Regions from separate parts of the Homo sapiens genome. Here region 2 is linked to region 1. The links are chromatin contacts, found by Hi-C or POLR2A ChIA-PET in ENCODE. All regions are on one chromosome and are shown on one strand. Each heading gives the region's core, a stretch centred on a gene start or an enhancer-like site at or near the end of the contact. The rest is flanking DNA. Distances are from core to core; before and after follow the strand shown. Region 1 holds the start of MESTIT1 (MEST intronic transcript 1, antisense RNA). Region 2 holds the start of MKLN1-AS (MKLN1 antisense RNA).

Region 1 (4,438 bases), core at 1,304-3,803:
GGGGCCATTTTTTGTCTTATTACCTCAGTAAAAATGCCCCCATGAACTTTTAGGATTTTTAGAAGTGAAGCAACCTAGCCGTCAGTAGGCAAAATGGGTTAAGCAAACATTTTTTGGCCAAAATCCCAACTATTTGATGAGCCATGAGCGGAGACAATAAGCAAACTCCAGTAACAAACTTTCCAAAAATTTCTGAGCCTTGATTTCTTCATCTTGTAAACAGAAAAACACACTCCCGTAATAATACCACCCAACCTGCCGCCCACCTGATGGCGTCGCCGCGAGACGAACCACTTTGAAAACCCGCGAAACCAAGGTGAACAATCCCTGCGCAACATGACAGTTTGGTCACATCGCCGTTCTCACTCGCGCTTGTTACTGAAATCTGAAAAATACTTAAGGCGGCTGACGGGCACTGCGAGTTCTAGTCACTGCGGTGACTCCCGCCACCGTGATACCTGGGTCTTGAAATCCTAAGCTGCACCGCGGCGATCTCGGCACTGCGATTATCCCGTTCTTGAAATCCTAAGGTGCGCCACGGAGACACCGGGGTTCTAAAAATCCTACATCGCACCAGGGCGATGCTGGGGCCTATCCTTTAAGTCGCACCAGAGCGATGCTGGGGTTCTAAAAATCCTACATCGCACCAGGGCTTTGCCGGGATCTATAAATCCTAAATCGCGCCACGGCAACGGCGGAGTCTAAGAATCCTGAATCGCACCAGAGGGAAGCCGGAGTCTAAATATCCTAAATCAAACCAGGGCGATGCTGGGGGTTAGAAATCCTAAATCATGCTGCAGCAATGACTGAGTATAAAAATCCTAAATCGCACCAGGGTGATGCCAGGATCTAAAAATCCCAATTCGCATCAGGGTGAGACCAGGGTCATTATGGATCCTAAGTCATATCAAGATGACGCTGGGGTCCAGAAATCCTAAATCTCACCACGACGATCCCGGGGTCTAGAAATCCTAACCCAAGGAGGTCCCGCGTTCTGAACATTCCATTGCGGGCAGGAGTGACACCCCCTCCTCAAGTAGGCAGAGCGGGCGCGGAATGCGTGCCGCCTGTCGGTAGAGTTTTCGCCCAGAGGCAGCCCCAGCTCGGACACGGGCACACAGTCCTCCGCTCGCCTGCGCCCTAGTCCCAGGGCCGCCAGCCACACCCCCTCGTTCCCACCGCACACTCACCTGCGGAGGCGATCTCGGCGCACCATGGCCGCGTTATCCCATGCCGCCCGCCGCAGCGTTGCAGAGCACCGGGCGCCGCAGAGCCCGCAGCCGTGCAGAGCTGGCCAGCAGCGGGGGCGCAGCCCGCAGCCCACAGCCCGCGCAGGGCGGCGCCGCGCCGGGCAGCTACAGCCACTCCGGCGTGCGCTGCGGCACTGCGCTTGCGAGGCGCAGCTGCCGCAGAGGAGGTGCCGGGGTGTGCTGGTTGCCGCGGCAGCGCGGAGCGAGTGGGCACCGACTTTTAGAGCCCACCCGCGCCCCGCCCCTAGCCCGCCCATCGCCGCAGAACCCCTACCGCCTGCTCCCTTGCTCGCCGCAGAGCCCCTCCCAGCCGCTCTACCACCGCCATGGCCACAAAGATGGGGTGCCCCTCTAACAGTGGCTCCTTTAGGGGGCACCTTCAGGGGTGTCGAGCCCCCTCCCCAAGACCCCGCTGCTCCCTCGTTAACCGCCAACCCTGAGCCCGAGATTCTGCTGCAGAAACCCTCCCCTGATGAGTTAAGGCCACGGGCAAAAACAGCAGACCCCTGAGTGCCCCAACTCTTTCCTTAGACCACCCACAAACCCCACAGGCCGCCCACAAACCCCACAGGCTGCCCACAAGCCCCACAGGAGGATGGCCGCTCGAACTAAGGGGCAGCAGGGCTCTGGGGTGCCGGCCGTGGCGCCTGCTCCCATCCCTCGTTCGAAGCGTGGGTACTGAACCGTGAGAGGTGGCGAGCCACGAGGGCCCTATGCGCCCTAAGCTTAACTACCGGTAACCACCAAGGGCACGAGCAAGCGGCTAGGGAGCAACAAGCTCTGTTGGACCCACCACCAAGCTAGTAAACAGATTCATGGGATGGCCACTATGGCCAAAGTTGCACAAAGTCCGGTTTCTCCCGCTCCAGCCACCGCCGCTGCGCGGGGCAGGTTTCCTTTACAGCAGCGCGACGTGGTCAGCATGCCAGACGCCTGGCCACAGCAGCGCCCTCGCAGCCCCGCTCGCTGCATGCGCCGGTCCGCGCTGCACAGAACAGTGGGCACAATTAGGAGAGCAAAGCCCCCTTTATTTACGTAAGATAGAATCACAATGCAAGGGCCCAGAGGCACAAGAAAGAGGGAGGAATTTTTCTAATCCATAATCCTTTAAAAGGCATCCCTTACGCCTTTGAAAAGTGTAGAGTATCACGAAGTGTCTGTGTTCATTTTCTGACCGTAAACTGAAATACTGGTGAACAAACGTGGGGTGCGAGCGGGTGAGCGGGGCGGCCGGCCGGTGCCCGCTGCATCCAGAGGGGGCGCTGCAGGCCTCCCTTCGGCTGCGCACGGCCCGGGCCCTCCGCGGCTCTGCAACTCTGCACCCCGAAAGGTTCGGTGCTGGACCGCGGGGCATCCAACCCGGGACCGGGGGCGACCCACGGACACTGAGGAAACTACCGCCTATAAGCCTATCATCAGAACCTCTGGCACAACACAGGTACACTTCTGCAGGGGTCTGGTTGCCCCCAGAAAAAGCACTCATGAAACAAATGCTGATTTAGCACCTACAGGGCACTAAGAACCGGGGGTGCGAAATAAATGAGAAATAGCCCCGGCCCGAAAACAACACACGGGCCATCTGGAGGGGAAGACAGACAAGAACTGCCACTTTGTAAAATTTTCCTTTTAATTTCCTAGCGACGTTTGTGGCAGTTGACCCACTCCTCCCTAACGTGTAAGGCCCTCAGAGGCAGAGCCCAAGTATTATTCACCTTTTGTAGCCCCAGAGCCCGCCACGGTGCCGGCCACAAAGCTGGCCCCTAATAAATACTGCTTGAATGAGTACAAGAATTTGAGGGCGCACAGGGGAGGAAGTAATTAAGGGGAGGGGCGAAGGGTGGTCTTGAATGATGAATAGACATTTACCAGAGAGACAAAGAACATTCCAGCCGGAGGGGACGGCTTTCGCAAAGCACCGGAGGCTCAGGGCCGCGTGTTTGGGGAAAACGGTTAGTCCTTTGAGCCGGCAAAAAATTAGGATAGCAAGAGAATTTCATCGTAGGGAATTAGGAATTTGTTCTAGAGAAAATGAGAAGCCACAGATGGATTTAAACTCTTTATGGCCTTAATTGGTTACTTAACAAAATTTAAATTAGTCTCTTTACAAGTCAAAGATTACCTATTTTAACTACCACTACCTTTTAAAGACTGAATTACTCTGCAAAATCTAAATCGGTTCTTCCAAAAAGGTAAAGGCTTTCCTATTTTAATAATAACAATAACAAAAGCCTTTGCATTATATATTTTTCATATTTATTGTTAATGGAAACTTTGAGTCCTACAAACAAATTCCACACTTTCATTCTCACCAGGCCAGAAACACCAGCATCCAAGATGAAGGCAATTTTCTGTTTATGGACTGAGTACCCCACAAAAGATCTTATTCTGAAGGCCATGGAACATGTCTACCCACATGGATCAAGTGGGCAGACTGGAGGAGAAACAGTTTAAAGGCCCTGGGGGAAGGAGGGAGCGCCAGGGAGAGCTCCTGAAGACAACAGGAATTCCAAGTCTGGCACTCGGGAGAAATCCTCCCTTCAGACATTATTGATGTCTGGCCGAGGAGTTAGGAAAAACTTCCTTGAAGGAGGGATTGAGGTTGAGATGGGCATGGAACCCAGATCTTAGGCAGAGAAAGCATATTCCTGTTTGGAAGAACCCTGAGTACAGAAGTCAGCTCAAAGATATCAGCTTGGCCCAACCAGGAATTCGCTGTGGGAAGTCTAAGAGAGAAAATGCTGGCCATAATCCCCCAGGAGCCAAAGAGTTAACGAATCTTCTAAATGTGCCTGATTTACTTCCAGAAAGGAGCTTCCTCCGCAGGGGGAGAATTTGACCCAAGGTATAAAACACTTGGAGCCCTGAGAAAACACACAGCCACACATAAATTCAAAGTCGGCTCTGGCTTGCTCGAAGTTGCACCCTTTCAGTTCCTCTGGACAGATGCTATCCTGGACTGTGCAGGATATCTCATGCAGTAGTACTCCCTCAGCCAGTGGCTTATCACACATTCTTGTCACATTCCAAGTCTAACACAGTTCCGCCTCATGATAAGACCTCAGATCTGTGCAAAAATTCATGTAGAAAGCTCTGCATTTATTATCTCGCTGATTCACAACAGTGGTATGGGATCAGCAGAGATGGTACCACAGATTCAAGAACCATATTTTTCTAACCCCAGTTTGAGA
Region 2 (4,436 bases), core at 996-3,495, 840 kb before region 1:
TCCTTCAAAGAAAAAAGCTTAGATTACTCTTCTAATACTTTACTTTAAATACAAATTATACTGCATTTGTCAATAGAATGTCATAAGGATTAAACAAGATATAGTAAGTGGAAGTGTATGAAAGTTACGTATGTATTAAATACTATTTTATGTATGTACTTGAGAAAATTGCAGCAATGTATTTCTCCAATCTCAAATTGTTGCTTTCTAACTCCAAAACTAGTGTTCTGCCCACTGCAAACCAGGGGCCAGAGTAACAAGACACAAAAGATTAAAGTTGCCATCCCACTAAATCATTTCCTGCTTGAAATGTACTTTCTTAAAATGTCTATACAACAGATAACGCGGATGGTACTTGTGTTATCCAAGCCTCAGGCCTACATCAAAAATTTAAGGAGTGACGTCCTGGAAATACGCTAATTCAAGACCAGAAAAATGTCTCTACAGTTAGATCAAACAATGCCACACCAATTCCCAACTGTCCATAATCCTAGCCTGGGTATAGAAAAAAGCTGAATAACTTCAGATCCAAGAACAAGATAGCCCAGAATATCAGAGGTCAAGTACATAGGGCCACATTTCAACTCCAACTACATGGCTGGACTGTTTATCTGGCTCACTCTCAAATTCAAAGTTGGGTTTCAGCATCAATCAGGGATATGGCCATGAATAGGCTACGCAGGCCAGATCAAACCACAGGTCACTTGGCACCCTTCATTGGGCCAGATCCTACTGAATGCCAACCCTTGACCTGGTGAATAAAATGGGAGGCTGGCAGTCATGACAGATTCTTCCAGTTGCAGCTCCATTTTGAGATTCTTCATTGATATAACCAGTGAAATCAAATTTGGATAAATGTGAAGAATTTCTCAAATACAGATGGAAAACTTACTTGAGTATGCTTCACAGATCTAGTCACTTTTTTGTTTAGTAAAATACTCAGTAAAATATATTATTCATTAATTTGTTTCGTTCATAAAATCGTTTCGGTCCTGTGAGATGGTTAGAGGGACAACTAGCACTTTTCTTCAGGATCTGCACAGATCTTAACCCTTTACTAAGCCAGTTCCTCCACTAGCATGTAAAATTGGAGTTAGATCTGCTCCTCCTTTCAAAGATAAGCCAAAGATAAATAAGATACTATGTAAGAGTATTTTCAGCATTTCAGAAGGAATTTGCTAGAGAAAAAAACACCACCAACAAAAACCTAACAATGCAACTGAATTTTTTTAACACCTAAATCAGGGATCAAGACAAAGCCGGTGTTGAAAATCAAATTCATTAAAGCCAGATGTTTCTATGTTTGAGTTTCCGGACTGGGAAACGTGTCTGTGTCCATACAAACCCATCTTCTAATGAGCCGTAATACTGAAATTCTTCGGTAACGTCCCTCCTTCCCACTCCCTATCTTTTTCAGAACTTCCAGGCATTAAAGACAACGTCTGCCAATCCTACAAGTTCTCCCCGCCTGCTAGGATTCAGATGGATTCCACAACTTTTCAGCCTTCCGTGACTTTTAACACTACTCTAGAGCTAATCACTTTTAATGACCCCACTCTGGAATAGACACTCCTCGGCTTTACACTTTGTCCCGGCAGCAATCGACTGAACTGTCCCCCGACGCCGACCACCTCGGACGACCTCAGACATTCGGGGTAGTTTGCCCGCGGGCAGGGCCCCGCCAACTCCGATTCCTGCCCCAGAGCCGTCCGCCCCCCAAGCCCTCCTCAACCTCAACCCCCAAATCCCAAGCGCAGAACCGCTGGGCTTCCGGTTCTCCTGTGCGCGCCCCGGATCCGCCACACACCTCGCCCCTTCTCCCTGGGCTCGCTCTCCGGACCCTAACCCCTTCCCGAGCGAGGCCGAGCAACGCTCTCAGCAGCTGAACTAAGACTCCGGAGGCCGCACGTCCCCCTCAGCAGGCCCCGCCTGGGCCTCTCGGCTCGGCTGCCCTCCATTGCACCCCTGGCCCAACCGTGCTGACGCGGAAGGGTGGGGCAGCACGAGCTCAAGGCCCGGCACTTACTCGGGAAGGTAGGTGGAGGAAAAGGAGCTCCACTTGTGTAGCGCGTAGGGGAGAAGCCGGCACTCGGGCGCCGCAGCGACAGCTCCGCCAGCCGCCATCTTGTCAGCACCGTAGCGGCCGCCACCGACCGCTGGCAGCGAACGGGAGGAGGGGAGGGGGCGTGGCCTGCTCTTAAAGGGGCCGCCGCCCTCCCCGGCCGCCCGCGCTCCCCGCCCCGCATCGTTACCCGAGCCCAGCGCCGGGCCAATGTCCTATCTCAGGGTTTCCCACGTCGCTCGCTCCTTGACGGCTGACCGACACTGGGTCTGAGGTGTAAGCGCTTTCCAGGCCCTTCCCTGGGGCTTGGAGGGGAATGGCGCAAAGGACTTTTCTTACAAGCAGAGGTAAGGAAAAGCCGAGATGATTACGAACAGAAACACGTTGTAGTTATGGAGCAGGAAGGGAAAATAAGAAGACCAAGTTGGAAAAGGGACGCCTGTGCGCTTTTGGAAGCCACCGCCCTCGCCAGTTTATAAGTCCTTTACGGAAACAACACTGAAGGGAGCTGGAGGGCAGTAGCTAATGTGCTGTCCTCCTGGAGTGGTCCTGGTTTTAAATGTCTTGTCCCCGCCTTCCAGAGTCAGATGGAGACAGGAAAAGGAAATGGTCCCGTGTCCTCCTACCCTGTTTGGTTTGCAGTCTGTGATGCCCTTCATTGTAAACATTTCTTGTGAGCCGCATCCTACTAATCTTGTGGCATTGGTTTGCTCGGGAATGACGTTCACCCACAGACCTGAAAAGTCCTTACAGAGTTGGGAAGCTGCGTGTCATCATTTTTTCAGTTGGCAAATCTGCCCACTTTGAACTGACATAATTGTAGCCTAAAAGTTCAGAGAGAGAGTAGTTCAGGAAAAAGACTATTCCTTCTTCTTAGAGGGAACAGCAGCCCTGAAAACTATGTGGACATCATACCAGCTTCTTACAACAAAAGGTGCACTTGGTCTAAATTATCTGGCAGCTCTAGATAACGTTCTCATCAAGTACCTGTTTGTTGTAGTTATGCATATTTATTCCTTGGCTTAGCCACTGCAGTTACCAAAGAGTATGTCGCTTATTGTCTAAGAGGTTGGACTCCTGAAAGCCTGGACAGTGTCATCATCTTCACCTGAAGAGTGGAAAAATTCAAGCAAAGAGTTTCTCAGGAAATGACCAAGTGAGTCAAAACACCTCAATAATTGTATTCTCTTCCCGTTGTAATCATTAACCTGCCGAAATTCCCTCCAGTCCTTTCCTGACTTCCTGTTTCTATAGATGGAAATTTTAATAGTGGGCTCTACTAGGATATCAAATCAAAAAAGCCAGATAGAAAGGCCAGGCCCGGCACGGTGGCTCACACCTGTAATCCCAGCACGTTGGGAGGCTGAGGTGGGTGGATCACCTGAGGTCAGGAGTTCGAAACCAGCGTGGCCAACATGGTGAAACCCCGTCTCTACTAAAAATACAAAAGTTAGCTGCGTGTGGTGACATACACCTATAATCTCAGCTACTTGGGAGGCCGAGGCACAAGAATCACTTGAACCCAGGAGGCAGAGGTTGCAGTGAGCCAAGATCACACCACTGCACTCCAGCCTGGGCAACAGAGTGAAATTCTGTCTCAGAAAAACAAATAAAATACAATAAAATAAAAAATTACATGTGCTTTCTGTGTTGCAGCAGGTTGGAAAAGCATGTGTTCCTTAAGGGAATGCTGTAACTGTAGTGACTTGGGTCGGGAGCTGCCAGAGACAGTGGGAAAGGGCCAGAGAATGTTAGCCCCAGAGATGATATAGTGGTTATCTTTGAAGAAAATAGACACTTTAAAGGGGAGGAATTAACTCACTCCAATTCCTTTGGGCCCCAGATTTTATAATTCCACTTCTTACCTTAATGTAAGTCAAGTCCTTGTTCTTTTCCAGACATAGTTCCTGAGCAATCTTTTTTAAAAACACATGTTAATTAGTTCTTCTTAAGCTTAAATCCTTTTGGTGACTTTCAATACCCTTCTAAACTGTTTAACAGAGGCCCTTCATAACCTGCCTTGATTTTTCTCTCCAGCTTCCTCACCACCACCCCCCCCCCACTTTTCTCCTTTGCGCTTTTGACATCTGCCCACTAACTAGCACACTGAATTTGTTCCCATAGAGTCCTTGTTCTCTCTAGCCTCCGGAGCTTGCTCTAAGCCAGGCATGGAATATTCTTTCCCATTCTTTACCTGGCTAACTCCAGCTCATCCTGTAGACTGTTTGGTCCTGGAAATTTTTTTGGTTTTTTTTTTTTGAGACAGAATCTCACTCTGACTCTGTCACCCAGGATGGAGTGCAGTCACATGAACATGACTCACTGCAGCCTTGACCTCCTGGGTTTAAAGGATCATGCTGCCTCAGCCTCCCAT

The links. A loop is a pair of places that touch in the nucleus more often than their neighbours do. ChIA-PET counts read pairs that join two places held with the same protein, here RNA polymerase II (POLR2A). Pooled maps may share reads with other maps.
Region 2: a map with no recorded cell type shows a loop between it and region 1 (3-fold over the local background). The contact joins the promoter of MKLN1-AS here to the promoter of MESTIT1 in region 1. A Hi-C loop is called at or near these places in 1 of 37 single-sample maps with no recorded cell type and 1 of 50 pooled maps. POLR2A ChIA-PET finds 5 or more read pairs at or near these places in 1 of 52 experiments (GM12878).

Annotation. Positions count from the first base shown.
Region 1 is chr7:130,489,092-130,493,529 of GRCh38, reverse strand. MESTIT1 (MEST intronic transcript 1, antisense RNA) reads left to right here and starts at 2,553. Exons shown (of 2, transcript NR_004382.2): 1 at 2,553-2,688; 2 at 3,563-4,438. It overlaps MEST (mesoderm specific transcript), which reads right to left and starts at 1,445. Exons shown (of 12, transcript NM_002402.4): 1 at 1,191-1,445. The coding sequence starts at 1,216. RefSeq lists a silencer at 2,408-2,617.
Region 2 is chr7:131,325,588-131,330,023 of GRCh38, reverse strand. MKLN1-AS (MKLN1 antisense RNA) reads left to right here and starts at 2,245. Exons shown (of 6, transcript NR_125364.1): 1 at 2,245-2,409; 2 at 3,089-3,218. It overlaps MKLN1 (muskelin 1), which reads right to left and starts at 2,148. Exons shown (of 18, transcript NM_013255.5): 1 at 2,027-2,148. The coding sequence starts at 2,124. RefSeq lists enhancers at 1,230-1,806, 1,813-2,112, 1,807-2,383 and a silencer at 2,163-2,322.